2 separate regions of the Homo sapiens genome follow, and region 2 is linked to region 1. A link is an interaction called in ENCODE POLR2A ChIA-PET data of the cell type or tissue named here. Cell type or tissue: OCI-LY7. All regions are shown on one strand.

Region 1 (2,500 bases):
GGGGGCCCCTTTGGGGGGTGGGGTACCTGGGCTTCCTTTTGGGGAGGGAGGAGTTGCAGCTGGAGGAGTGGGGGCCCCTTTGGGGGGTGAGGTAGCTGGGCCTCCTTTTGGAGAGGGAGGAGTTACAACTGCGGGATTGGGGGCCCCTTTGTGGGGTGGGGTAGCTAGACCTCCTTTTAGGGAGGGAGGAGTTGCAGCTGGGGGAGTGGGGGCCCCTTTGGGGGGTGGGGTAGCTGGGCCTCCTTTTGGGGAGGGAGGAGTTGCAGCTGGGGTTGTGGGGGCCCCTTTGGGGGATGGGGTAGCCAGACCTCCTTTTGGGGAGGGAGGAGTTGCAGCTGGGGTTGTGGGGGCCCCTTTGGGGGATGGGGTAGCTAGACCTCCTTTTGGGGAGGGAGGAGTTGCAGCTGGGGTTGTGGGGGCCCCTTTGGGGGATGGGGTAGCTAGACCTCCTTTTGGGGAAGGAGGAGTTGCAGCTGGGGTTGTGGGGGCCCCTTTTGGGGGTGGGGTAGCTAGACCTCCTTTTGGGGAAGGAGGAGTTGCAGCTGGGGTTGTGGGGGCCCCTTTTGGGGGTGGGGTAGCTAGACCTCCTTTTGGGGAGGGAGGAGTTGCAGCTGGGGTTGTGGGTGCCCCTTTGTGGGGTGGGGTAGCTAGACCTCCTTTTGGGGAGGGAGGAGTTGCAGCTGGGGGCATGGGGGCCCCTTTGGGGGATGGGGTAGCTGGGCCTCCTTTTGGGGAGGGAGGAGTCGCAGCTGGGGGAGTGGGGGCCCCCTTGAGGGATGGGGTAGCTGGACCTCCTTTTGGGGAGGGAAGAGTTGCAGCTGGGGTTGTGGGGGCCCCTTTGGGGAGTGGGGTAGCTGCTGGACTTCCTTTGGGGGAGGGAGGAGTTGCAGCTGGGGGTGTGGATGCCCCTTTGGGGAATGGGGTAGCTGCTGGACTTCCTTTGGGGGAGGGAGGAGTCACAGCTGGGGGTGTGGGGGCCCCTTTGGGGGATGGAGTAGCTGGACCTCCTTTGGGGGAGGGAGGAGTTGCAGCTGGGGGTGTGGGGGCCCCTTTGGGGGATGGAGTAGCTGGACCTCCTTTTGGGGAGGGAGGAGTTGCAGCTGGGGGTGTGGGGGCCCATTTCGGGGATGGGGTAGCTGGGCCTCCTTTAGGGGAGGGAGGAGTTGCAGCTGGGGGTGTGGGGGCCCCTTTGGGGGATGGGGAAGCTGGGATTCCTTTAGGGGCTGGAGTTGCTCGGGCCTTTTTGGGGGAGGAAGAAGTCATGGATAGAGCAGGAGCCTGTTTGGGTGCTGGAGTAGCTGGACCCTCTTTGGGGAAGGGCAGATTCACCACTGAAGGAGTGGGGGTCTCTTTGGGGGGTAGTGTTACTCCTTTGGGAGACAGAGGAGTCACAGCTGAGGGAGTAGGGGCCCCTTTGGGGGATGGAGGAGTGGGAGAATGCGTCGTGGCTGGTGAGTCTTTAGAGCCTTGGAAAGAAAGACTATTCTCTGGAAGAAATGAAGCTTCAACTGGAGAAACAGGGGATGAGAGATTTCCAATAGGAGTATCAGGGCCAGCAGAACCCTTCTTGGTTGGAGGTCTTTTAGTCTGAGGAGACACACTAACCCCTAAAGGAGATGGGGAATCAGCTAGGTAAGTCAGAGTTCCTTTGGAAGATGCAGTAGCAGAAGCACCAGAGTCCTCAGTTGGGCACTCTTTGGGAGAGGAAGCAACAGGTGCCAATGCTGAAGTATGAGAAATACCATCAACCTTTTTTGTACCTGGAGGAGTCCCAGCTGGGGGAAGAGAGGGTGAGGGCACAGACTTTGGGATTTCAGGGGCCAGCACTAAGGTAGCCAGAGGAGCACAGGTATTCTGGGGGGATGGAGCCACAGGGCAATTTTCTGAAGCTGTAGGAACCAAGGGTAAAGTAGTAAGAGTACCTTCCTTAACTGGGTGGTTTTTAGGAGCTAAAGAGACAGTTCCTTCTAGAAAAGGGCTGGCTGTAGTTGTATAAGTTGAGGTACCTTTGGCAGTTGTGGGAGCCACCCCGGCAGGGTCAGCACTTTCCAAAGGAAATGCAGCCACTGTTGGGGTAATGAGAGAACTTTTGAGAAGCGGACCAGCAGAGTCTGGGCCTGCATAAGAATCTGTCTTGATTACAGAGGCCGAGGAGTTAACACCCAGAGGGGAGGTCATACTGCTGGCTGGCTTACCTATAGGGAGAGGCTCCCCAAGGCTTTTCTTTGCTAGGGTGGCTTCAGGAGAAAGAGGTATCTCTGGAGAAGAGGATGTACTTTGGAAAGAAGGGGAATTTTTAGGGGCTGCCTGGACTAACGGTAATACAGTAGGGTCTTTCTTGGTGGTGAGTCCTGCTTGGGCTGGAGAGAAAGGGGCTCCTTCAAGAGAGGCAGGTACAGTTTGGAGGTCTTTTTGTGTTGGAAATTTAACCAATACTGAACTGGGGAGATTTTTGAGGTCTTCAGGGTCTGGCAGAGGAGGAGAGACTGGTATCCTCAGA
Region 2 (2,500 bases), 510 kb before region 1:
CACCAGGGAGCGCTTGATTACAGCCTGGAGCACAGCATCAGGAGTCGAGATCATCCCTCCCCAGCGGGTCACTCTTGCTGGCTGAAGGGAGTTCACCCACCTGTGTGGAGGTGGTTAAAGATGGTCATTCCAGCTCATCTCCTTTCTCTGTATTGGCTTTTTCTGCTAATAGAAATAACTACCCACTCTGCACTCAGCTTACCTATTCTTCCTTCTTTCCTTCCATCATTGGCTCAGAAACCCCAAATCTTTCCCCACTTGGTCCCAACTGAGTCACCACATGTTACTCACCAGATTAAATTCCACAAGTCTGCACTCTGTCTCTGTTACTTTTCTTTGAAATTCCAATACTTAGCACATATAGCGCCTAACACAGTTAGTGCTCTATGTTTAGTGAATAAAACAATTATTCCTCTATCCTATGTCCCACTCAGCACTATTTGCCCTGTATATATTGATTCACACTTACAGTTTACTCTATGAACTGTATAGGACTCCAGAACTGAAAGAGATCTTAGACTTCACTTGTATACTTCGCTTGTTTTTGCTGCATTTTAGAGATCACTTTCCTGGACTTGCACTCTGCCTCCTCTTCTCTGGGTTGTAAGCTACCTGAAGACAGGACGATATCTTCTATTTCTTTTTGGCCCTCCTAGCACTCCACAGCCTTTAATACAGGGCTTTGTACATGGGTACTCACCTAATTCTGGATAAAGTGCATCCTTGGGCAGGCTTTCCCTCCATCCACCCAAACACATAAGACATCCTGTAGTGGAGCTAAGGGTTATCCTCTTCTCCTCTGCCCCTGTCCTTAATGCCAATATCTGAGAAGCAGTGACCCCCAGCCCAGCTCTCCAATGCCCTCCTTCTGCTACTCTCCTGCTCTTCCTCCTTTCAGGCCTTGTTGTCAGGACATGAAATCACTCCACGTCCTGAGTGACACTCACTCTAGGATCTCGTTGTATTCAATTGTCTCCTCCAGGTTCTGAAGGTTGGGGTTGACACTGCGGATTGCACGCATGTATGCCTTTAGCAGCTGGATGTCTCGCTTCTGTTGTGGGGAAGAAGAACAGGAATAATGGTTAAGGCAGACAGCAGAAAAAAGACAAAAGTTTATCCAAGAATGAGGGCAACTGAGAGATCTGAAGAACAACCAGTTTGTAAGCTTCAGGAAGACAGGGATAAGACTGTCTCACTCACAGCTGTCTCCTTAGTACTTACAAATGTGCCTTCACAGAGGAGGCATGTGATAACTGGTAGGTGAATTAATGCTATGAATGGGATGAAGAAAAGTCAAGGAGAGCTCCAATCTGATTCCCTGCTAAGCCACAGGCAGAATATCCACTCATCTAGGCTCACAAGTGTAAGCACTGGTCTGTGTGTTCACAACTGGTTTTTATTACCCACAGGCAGGCAGTTATCTGCATATGAGGGATATGTTCTCCCCCGTGTCTTGGGGCCTACCTGCTCCGCCAGCTGGTGTTTGTGTTCAGCTGACGTCTTCTCCAGCTCTGCGATGCGTGTCTGCTGCTGCTGTACCACTGAGCGCAGGTGCTTAATGCAGTTATGGTTGGGCAGCTCATCTTTGGGCATCTCCAGGCTGCAGACCAGGGTGGGGAAAGAGCAGAACAGAGGTGATCCCTGGGACATGTATGCAAATGGCCTATTCTGTGGCAGATAACTGCTAAGTAGATTTTGTCCTACCCAAAATTTCTAACATTCATTTCAGGCCTCCCTCTTGTTTATTCCCTTCACTTTCTTCGTCCAAGCTTCCTACTTGCCCCTTTGCTGTCTATTTTCCTTAAATTTCTTTCCCCAATCAAGACACAGTGTTTTATCTATTTTTTAAATTTATTTTATTTTGTATTTTTATTATTTTTTTTGACACGGAGTTTCGCTCTTGTTGCCCAAACTGGAGTGCGATGGCATGATCTCAGCTCAGCGCAACCTCTGCCTCCCAGGTTCAAGCGATTCTCCTGCCTCAGCCTCCCGAGTAGCTGGGATTACAGGTGCGCGCCACCATGGCCGGCTAACTTTTTGTATTTTTAGTAGAAATGGGGTTTCTCCATGTTAGCCAGGCTGGTCTCAAACTCCTGGCCTCACGTGATCTGCCCCCCTCGGCCTTCCAAAGTGTTGGGATTACAGGCGTGAGCCACCGCGCCTGGCCTTTTTTTTTTTTTTTCGAGACCAAGTTTCACTCTTGTCACCCAGGCTGGAGTGCAATGGCACGGTCTCAGCTCACTGCAACCTCCGCCTCATGGGTTCAAGTAATTCTTGTGCCTCAGCCTCCCGAGTAGCTGGGATTACAGGTGCCCACCACCACACCTGGCTAATTTTTATATTTTTAGTAGAGATGGGGTTTCACCATGTTGGCCACGCTGGTCTTGAACTCCTGACCTCAGGTGATCCGCCCGCCTCGTCCTCCCAAAGTGCTGGGATTACAGGCGTGAGCCACCGCACGGGGCCTATTTATTTATTTTGACACACTGTTTTTATCTAC

What was found. Peaks named below come from ENCODE experiments on the same cell type or tissue, not always from the same donor. Only the 100,000 strongest peaks of a DNase experiment are listed, where the experiment ranks them.
Region 2: POLR2A ChIA-PET joins it to region 1 with 5 read pairs; 1 of 35 experiments calls an interaction of 5 or more read pairs at or near these places.

What each region holds. Positions count from the first base shown.
Region 1 is chr12:56,717,531-56,720,030 of GRCh38, forward strand. It overlaps NACA (nascent polypeptide associated complex subunit alpha), which reads right to left. Exons shown (of 9, transcript NM_001365896.1): 3 at 1-2,500. Among named protein-coding and RNA genes, the nearest start is that of NACA, 6.5 kb to the right of the region's middle. In OCI-LY7, no CTCF peak of the experiment used is centred here; no DNase peak of the experiment used is centred here; H3K4me3 peaks cover 678 bases; H3K27ac peaks cover 2,218 bases.
Region 2 is chr12:56,206,699-56,209,198 of GRCh38, forward strand. RNF41 (ring finger protein 41) reads right to left here. Exons shown (of 7, transcript NM_005785.4): 5 at 1,465-1,600; 6 at 948-1,051; 7 at 1-100. Among named protein-coding and RNA genes, the nearest start is that of RNF41, 14 kb to the right of the region's middle. RefSeq lists a silencer at 1,432-1,481. In OCI-LY7, a CTCF peak has its summit at 192; DNase peaks (open chromatin) are centred at 13 and 1,513; H3K4me3 peaks cover 915 bases; H3K27ac peaks cover 2,489 bases.